2 separate regions of the Homo sapiens genome follow, and region 2 is linked to region 1. Evidence: read pairs that join two places in POLR2A ChIA-PET (ENCODE). Cell type or tissue: GM12878. All regions are shown on one strand. Each heading gives the region's core, and the rest is flanking DNA. Links, peaks and the distances in the headings are about the cores only. Region 1 overlaps WDR76 (WD repeat domain 76). Region 2 overlaps GOLM2 (golgi membrane protein 2).

The links. Peaks named below come from ENCODE experiments on the same cell type or tissue, not always from the same donor. Only the 100,000 strongest peaks of a DNase experiment are listed, where the experiment ranks them.
Region 2: POLR2A ChIA-PET joins it to region 1 with 5 read pairs; 4 of 35 experiments call an interaction of 5 or more read pairs at or near these places.

Annotation. Positions count from the first base shown.
Region 1 is chr15:43,830,817-43,835,210 of GRCh38, reverse strand. It overlaps WDR76 (WD repeat domain 76), which reads right to left. Exons shown (of 13, transcript NM_024908.4): 3 at 61-150. Among named protein-coding and RNA genes, the nearest start is that of WDR76, 6.0 kb to the right of the region's middle. In GM12878, for the core only: no CTCF peak of the experiment used is centred there; no DNase peak of the experiment used is centred there; H3K4me3 peaks cover 819 bases; H3K27ac peaks cover 358 bases.
Region 2 is chr15:44,306,344-44,310,737 of GRCh38, reverse strand. All of the region lies in intron 1 of GOLM2 (golgi membrane protein 2), which reads right to left. Among named protein-coding and RNA genes, the nearest start is that of GOLM2, 20 kb to the right of the region's middle. In GM12878, for the core only: no CTCF peak of the experiment used is centred there; DNase peaks (open chromatin) are centred at 954, 1,626 and 2,157; H3K4me3 peaks cover 1,621 bases; H3K27ac peaks cover 2,792 bases.

The DNA.
Region 1 (4,394 bases), core at 187-4,186:
ACAGGCGCTACCCACTGTTCCCGGCCCTGCATCTTGCTTTTAAATAGACTCCACACAAACCTCAGACAACTGAAGAGAAGCAAAAAAGTCTGCGTTTTCTGATATGTTCTTCAGTCTCTTCCTTTCGTAGGGTGACAATCCCGAAAAATCCTATAAAATTACACCAAAAAGATTCCATTACTTTATATAATCTACAGGAAAAGCACTTCACAAAACTACATGTTTCATTTTCTACATGAATACTTTACTTCAAATTGTACTATCTCTATTCATTTCATCATCTTACCAAAACAGACGTTTGCTGAATTGGATATTTCAGTAAGTCTGGATTTGGGATACCCCCAAAATATCTGTATGGCTTCCCAGTTAAGAAGTGATCTGATATTAGAAATCAAGTAGTATGATCTAGTAGCAAATTATTTCCTAGTGGCAATTAATTGTACTATTACACAAAAGTTATTTTTGGCCAGGGGCAGTGGCTCACGCCTGTAATCCCATCAATTTGGGAAGCTGAAGTGGATGGAACACCTGAGGTCTGGAGTTCAAGACCAACCTGGCCAAAATGGTGAAACCTCATCTCTACTAAAAATATAAAAGTTGGTCAGACGTGGTGGCTCACACCTGTAATCCCAGCACTTTGGGAGGCCGAAGTGGGCAGATCACCTGAAGTCAGGAGTTCGAGACCAGCCTGGCCAACATGGTGAAATCCTGTCTCAACTAAAAATACAAAAAAAAAAAAAAAATTAGCCAGGTATAGTGGCAGGAGCCTGTAATCCCAGCTACTCAGGAGGCCGGGGCAGGAAAATCGCTTGAACCTGGGAGGTGGGGGTTGCAGCAAGCCGAGATCGCACCATTGCACTCTAGCCTGGACAATAAGAGCGAAACTCCGTCTCAAAAAAAAAAAAAAAAAAAGTTATTTTTTTCCAACAAAAAAACTTCCCTTAAACGCAGTAGAGTGAGTAAGTACATGTCTCTACTTTCTCCTAAAAAGCCACTAATGTAACAGTAAGCTAATTTTTTAAAACCCTGAGATATAAGGCAGTATATTCAGGAAATAGCAAAATACTGTAAGAAAAGAAAATTCAAAAAATAAGAACTCAATAGTTTTTAAATCCATGAAAAGGCTTAAATTTAGAAAGTAGAACAAAAAGATAAACACATGAACAGAAAAGACAAAAAAATACTCAGTCTTAGAGGTCCAATATCCAATTCATTGTTCGAGAAACTGCTGAGAAATTGGAAGAGAATCAATTATTAAAAAATAATATAAATGGCAGGCCGGGTGTGGTGGCTCACGCCTGTAATCCTAGCACTTTGAGAGGCCGAGGCAGGCAGATCACCAGGTCAGGAAATCAGGACCATCCTGGCCAGCATGGCAAAACCCAGTCTCTACTAAAAATACAAAAATTAGCCGGGTGTGGTGACACACGCCTGTAGTCCCAGCTACTCGGGAGGCTGAGACAGAAGAATTGCTTGAACCCGGGAGATGGAGGTTGCAGTGAACCCAGATCATGCCACTGCACTCCATCCAGCCTGGGCCACAGAGCAAGACTCCGTCTCAAAAAACAAACAAACAAAAAAAAAAAAGAAAGGGCTGGGAGCAGTGGCTCACGCCTGTAATCCCAGCACTTTGGGAGGCAGAGGCAGGCAGATCACAAGGTCAGGAGATCGAGACCATCCTAGCTAACACAGTGAAAGCCCATCTCTACTAAAAAATACAAAAAATTAGCCGGGCATGGTGGTGGGCGCCTGTAGTCCCAGCTACACAGGAGGCTGAGGCAGGAGAATGGCATGAACCCGGGAGGCGGAGCTTGCAGTGAGCCGAGATGGCGCCACTGCACTCCACTCTGGGCAACAGAGCCAGACTCCATCTCAAAAAAAAAAAAAAAAGAAAAGAAAAGAAAGAAAAATAACGTTAAGTGGGAGACCAAAGCAGGAGGATCACTGGAGCCCAGAAGTTCAAGTTTGTAGTAAGCTATGATGACACCACTGTGTTCTAGCCTGGGCAACAGAGTGAGACCCCATCTCTAAAAAATAATAGTTTGAAAACAAATATTATTTTAAAGTTTCTCAAAACTAAAGACATGAGCTTCCAGATTAAAAAGGCCCAATGAGTATGCAGCCTTTGGATGCATAATGAATGAAAAAGGACCCAGGCAAGCAAGCTCAGTGGCTCATGCATGTAATCCCAGCACTTTGGGAGGCCACCAGGCAGATCACTAGAGGCCAGGAACTTGAAACCAGCCTGGCCAACGTGTCGAAACCCCGTCTCTACTAAAAATACAAAAAAACTAGCTGGGTGTGGTAGTGCACACCTGTAATCCCAGCTACTTGGGAGGCTGAGGCACAAGAGTTGCTTGAACCTGGGAGGCAGTGGTTGCAGTGAGCCGAGATCACACCACTGCATTCTAGCTGCCAGGGCAAGAGCCGAGACTGTCTCAAAAAAAAAAAAAAAAAAAAAAAAAAACAAAGCAAGCCGGGTGCAATGGCTCATGCCTGTAATCCAAGCACTTTGGGTGGGCAGATCACCTGAGATCAGGAGTTCGAGACCAGCCTAGCCACCATGGTGAAACCTAATCTCTACTAAAAATACAAAAATTACCCAGGCATGGTGGCGCATGCCTGTAGTCCTAGCTACTCAGGAAGCTGAGACAGGAGAATCGCTTGAACCTAGAAGGCAGAGGTTGCAGTGAGGCAAGACTGTGCCACTGCTCTCCAGCCTGGGCGACAGGGTGAGACCCCACCTCAAGAAAAAAAAACAAAAAAACAAAAAAAAAACAAAGATGAACCCAGGCCTCGGCATGTTATCACAATTTTTTTTTTTAAAGTGATAGCGTCTCACTCTGTCACCCAGGCTGAAGTGCATTGGCTTGATTATAACTTACTGCAGCCTTGCACTCCTGGGCTCCAGCCTTAGCCTCCCAAGAAGCTGAAACTACAGGCCTGCCTTACCACACCCAGCCAGAAAAGATCTTAAAAGCATGCAGAGGGGAAAAAAAGATCACAAAGAATCCAGAATCAGAATGGCACAAACTTTCAACATTGAAGGAAGCTGGAAGACAATGGAACAATGCATTAAAAATTCTAAGGAAAGATTATTTTCAACTTACAATTCTAAATCCAATTAGGTCATCAATCAAATATAAAGCTAAAGACTTTTTCTGGGCCAGGTGCAGTGGCTCACGCCTATAATCCTAGCACTTTGGGAGACTGAAGCCGGCAGATCACGAGGTCAGGAGTTTGAGACCAGCCTGGCCAATATGGTAAAACCCCATCTCTATTAAAAAAACAAAAAGTTACAGTAAGCTGAGATCGCACCACTACATTCCAGCCTGGGCGACAGGTGAGACTCCGTCTCAAAAAAAAAAACAAAAAAATTTCTCTGATATGCAAAGTATTTGCCTCGTATACACTTTTTCTCAGAAAGCTGTACTTCACCAAAATGAAAGAATAAACCAAGAAAGAAAGACATGGCATGCGCGGTGGCTCACGCCTGTAATCCCAGCACTGTGAGAGGCTGAGGCAGGCAGATCACTTGAGGTCAGGAGTTAAAAACCAGCCTGGCCAACATGGAGAAACCCCTTCTCCACTAAAAATACAAAAAATTAGCTAGGCATGGTGGCACACGCCAGTAATCCCAGCTACTCGGGACGCTGAGATGGGAGAATCGCTTGAACCTGGGAGGTGAAGGTTGCAGTGAGCTGAGATCGTGCCTCTGCACTCCATCCTGGGTAATAGAGTGAGACCCTGTCTCAAAAAAAAAAAGTATCTTGGCTGGGCTCAGTGGCTCACATCTGTAATCCCAGCACTTTGGGAGGCCGAGGTGGGCAGCCTGCTTGAGCCCAGGAGTTTTAGACCAGCCTGGGCAATAAATATGGCACACCCACATCTCTACAAAATAAAAAGTCAAAATTAGCCTGGCAAGGTGGCACATGCCTGTAGTCCCAGCTATTTGGGAGGCTTTATTTTTTACTTTTTTAAAACAAGAGTCTTGCTCTGTCACCCAGGCTGGAGTGCAGTGGCCTGATCTCAGCTCACTGCAACCTCCACCACCTAGGTTCAAGCGATTCTCCCATCTCAGCCTCCCGAGTAGCTCAGATTACAGGCACCTGCCACCACGCCTGGCTAATTTTTATATTTTCTTTTTTTTTGGTGGGGAAGTGGGGACAGAGTCTCGCTCTGTCGCCCAGGCTGGTGTGCAGTGGTATGATCTCGGCTCACTGCAACCTCTACCTCCTCAGTTCAAGCAATTATCCTGACTCAGCCTCCTGAGTAGCTGGGACTACAGGTGCCCACCACCATGCCTGGCTAATATTTGTTATATTTAGGAGAGACAGGCTTTCACCATGTTGGCCAGGCTGGTCTCCAACTCCTGACCTCAAGTGATCCACCCA
Region 2 (4,394 bases), core at 258-4,257, 480 kb before region 1:
CTATGTATTTTTTAATTGACTGATTGATTGATTGAGACAGGGTCTTGTACTGTCATCCAGGCTGGAGTACAGTGGCACAATCATAGCTCACTGCAGCCTCAAATTCCTGGGATCAAAGGAGTTTGATCCCAACTCCTGGGATCCTACCTCAATCTCTCAGGTAGCTGGGATTATAGGTGTGCATCACCACACCTGGCTATCTGAATATGTATGTGTGTGTGTGTGTGTGTGTGTGGGTGTGTGTGTGTATATATATATATATATATACATATATATATATATAGAGAGAGAGAGAGAGAAAGAGAGACTCTCACTATGTTGCCCAAGCTGGTCTCGAACTCCTAATCTCAGAGAGATTCCCGCCTTGGCCTCCCAGCCTTTCCAAGTCTTTTTAGTTGGTTCTCTTGTGAGTACCCTTTCATCCCTTGGTGATTTTAATTGCTCTTCTCTGGATAATTCTTAAACTTGCATCATGTAATTAATGCTGCACAAAGTAAATTAAGACTGTGACTATGCAGAAACCCAATAGCATAGTGCTTAAAAGAAGGGGCTCTGGCTGGGTGCAGCAGCTCACGCCCGTAATCCCAGTACTTTGGGAGGCCACGGCAAGCAGATCGCTTGAGGTCAGGAGTTTCAGACCAGCTTGGCCAACATTGCAAAACCCAGTCTCTACAAAAAATACAAAAATTAGCCAGGCATGGTGGCATTTGCCTGTAGTTCCAGCTACTCAGGAGGCTGAGGCATGAGAATCACTTGAACCCAGGAGGCGGAGGTTGCAGTGAGCCAAGATCATGCCACTGCACTCCAGCCTGGGCAACAGAGTGAAACTCCGTATCAAAAAAAAAACCAAAAGCTGGTGAGGGGGTGGGGCCTCTAAAATTAGATTGCCTGAGTCTGAATTCTGAATTCACTACTTGTTAGCTCTATTTCCTTGGACATACTGTTTACCTTCTCTGTTTCAGTTCTTTTATCTATAAAATGAGAAAATATTATCTGACTCATAGCATTGTCAAAAAGTTTATGCCAGAGATAAAGTGTTAACAACACTGGCTGGCACATGGTAAGGGCTTAATAAACATTAGCTATTACTATGTAAAGGAGTAGAATGTCTTCTTTACTATTTCTACAAAGTCCCACTGCTAAATTTGACTGGCTTAAAAACAACACAAAAGAAAAAAAAGTCTTTAGCTTTTAGCCTTTTTAGCTAAAACAATAAATTGGGAATCTCATAGAATTTTTTTATTTTATTTACTTTTTTCTCAATTACTTTTTTATTAAGGGATATTTGACAATTAAAGATTGTATATATTTAAGGTACACAATTTGATGATTTGATATGCTTATATACATTGATCTCCAGAACTTACTCATCTTGCATAACTGAAACTATGTACCCCTTGACCAACATCCCATTTGCCCCTTCCCCTAGTCCCTGGTAGCCTTCCTTTAAATATATGCTCAGAAGTGGGATTGCCAGATCATAATATAGTTCTATTTTTAACTTCTGAGGAAACTACATACTGTTTTCCATATGGCTATTTACATTCCCACCAACAATGTTCAAGGGTTCCCCTTTCTCCACATCCTCACCAACATTTGTTATCTTTCACCTTTCTGACAATAATCATTCTAGCAGGTGTGAGATAGTATCTCACTGTAGTTTTGATTTGCATTTCCCTGATGATTAATAATGTTGAACATTTTTCCATATGACTGTACCTGTTGGCCACTTGTATGTCTTCTTTCAAGAAATGTCTATTCCAGTCCTTTGCCCATTTTTAAAACAGGTTGTTCATTGTTATTACATTGTATAAGTTCCTTATATATTTTGGATATTAACCCTTATCAGATATATGATTTCCAAATATCTTCTCCTACTCTGTAGGTACCTTTTGACTCTGTTGATAGTTTTCTTTTGCTGTACAGGAGCTTTTCAATTTGATGTAATCCCATTTGTCAATTTTTAGTTTTGTTGCCTGTGCTTTTGGTGCACACACCTGCAGTCCCGGCTATTCAGGAGTCTGAGGTGGGAGAATCGCTTGAGGTGGGTCAAAGCTGCAGTGAGCCACAGTCATGCCACTGTACCCAGCCTAGGTGACAGAAAGAGACCTTGTCTCTAAAAAAAAAAGTTAAATATAGAATATGGCCCAGCATTTCCACTGCTAGACATAAAAGAAGTGAAACCAGGGACTCAAACAGATACTTGTACACCACCGTTTATAGAGGCATTACTCACAATAACTGAAAGAGGGGAAGAACTCAAGTGTTCATCAACAGATGAATGAAAAGCAAAACATGGTATATACACATAATAAAATATTATCAGCCATAAAGAGGAATGAAGTTCTGATACATGCTACAACATAAATGAATCTTGAAAACATTATGCTAGGTGAAATAAGCCAGATAAAAAAGGACAAATATTGTATAATCCTCCTATATGAGGTATCTAGAATAGACAAATTCATAGACACAGAAACTAGAATAGAGGTTACCACAGGCTGGAGGGAAGGGCAATGGGAATTACTGCTTAATGGGTAGAGGTTTTGTTTGGTTTGGGATCGTGAAAAAGTTCTAGAAATAGATGGTAGTAATCATGGTTACACAACATTGTGAATGTACTTAATGCCACTAAATTATACACTTAAAATGGTAAAAATAGTAAATTTTGTTATAGATGTTTTACCACAATAAAATAGTAATAACAATAATCATCATTATTCTGGCCCCAAATAGCTTTAACTCAGACATAATTTCCCCTACTTCTCAATACCATGTACCTTATATTACACTCTCCTATTCTACTGCTTGACCTTCTGTGAAGGTACAACATACTTTCCAGCTTTCCTGGCCTCATTTATGTTCCTCCTGTCCTTATCCCTTTCTCATTTTGTTAAATTACTAAAGATCACCTTTTCAGTGAATTATTTCGCTCTTGACTTCCTGAGGAAGTTAATCAGTTATTCCTCTGTATTCTCAAACCCCTTTGTAAGCAGCTTTACTATAGCATTTAATCATGCATTATGGATTATTTTTCTATGTGTGCCTCCCTCACTTCTTCAAAGAACGGGAATCTTACTATCTTTCTATCCCTATCACATACCACATGGTATTCAACTTTCCCAAATAAATGACTTATGCATATAATAAACTTTGAACAATCATAAAGCACTATATCAATAAATGGTTTTATTTCATTCTGCCCATTGAGAATTAGTATCATGTGGGCTGAACACGGTGGCTCACGCCTGTAATCCCAGTACTTTGGGAGGCCAAGGTGGGCGGATCACGAGGTCAGGAGATAGAGACCATCCTGGCTAACACTGTGAAACCCCATCTCTACTAAAAATACAGAAAATTAGCCAGGCGTGGTGGTAGGCTCCTGTAGTCCCAGCTATTCGGGAGGCTGAGGCAGGAGAATGGCGTGAACCTGGGAGGCAGAGCTTACAGTGAGCGGAGATCGTACCACTGCACTTCAGCCTGGGCCACAGAGCCAGACTCTGTCTCAAAAAAAAAAAAAAAAAAGAATTAGTATCATGTTAGTTTCCAGCTTATGAGACAAGTCCCTGATGATAAGCAGTATAACTTGGATACAGGCATACCTTGTCTTATTGTACCTTGCTTTATGCGTTTCTTATAACCCTGCATCGAGCAAATGTATTGGCACAATTTTTCCAATAACATGTGCTCACTTCATGTCCCTATGTCACATTTTGATAATTCTCAAAATATTTCAAAATTTTCTTTATTACATCTGTCATGGTGATCTGTGATCTGTGACCTTCAATATTATTATAATTGGGGGCACCACAAACTGCACTCATAGAGGACAGTGAGTTTAATCAATAAATGTTGTGTGTGTAAATAGAATAAACAACTTTATAGAAACAGAAAGTAGAATAGAGGTTGCCAAGGGTTGGGGAGACGATAACGGGAGTTACCATGGAATAACCATTCCCCCATCTCTCTTCCTCTCCTCAGGCTTCCCTATTTCCTGAGACAAAACGATACTACAATGACCTCTAAGTGTTCAAGTAAAAGAGTTGTATGTCTCTCACTTTAAATCAAAAGCTAAACATAATTAAGCTTAGTGAAAAGGGCACGTCAAGAACATAGACAGGCCAAAAGCTAGGCCTCTTGTGCCAAACAGCCAAATTGTGAATGCAAAGGAAAAATTCTTTAAGGAAATTCAAAGTGTTACTTTAGTGAACACATGAATAACGAGAAGGCAAAACAGCCTTACTGTTGCTGATATGGAGAAAGTTTCCATGGTCCAGATAGGTCAAACTAACCACAATATTCCCTTAAACCAAAGCCTAATCCAGAGCAAGGACTTAACTCTCTTCAATTCTATGAAGGGTGAAGGGTAAAGAAGCTGTACAAGAAAAGTCGGA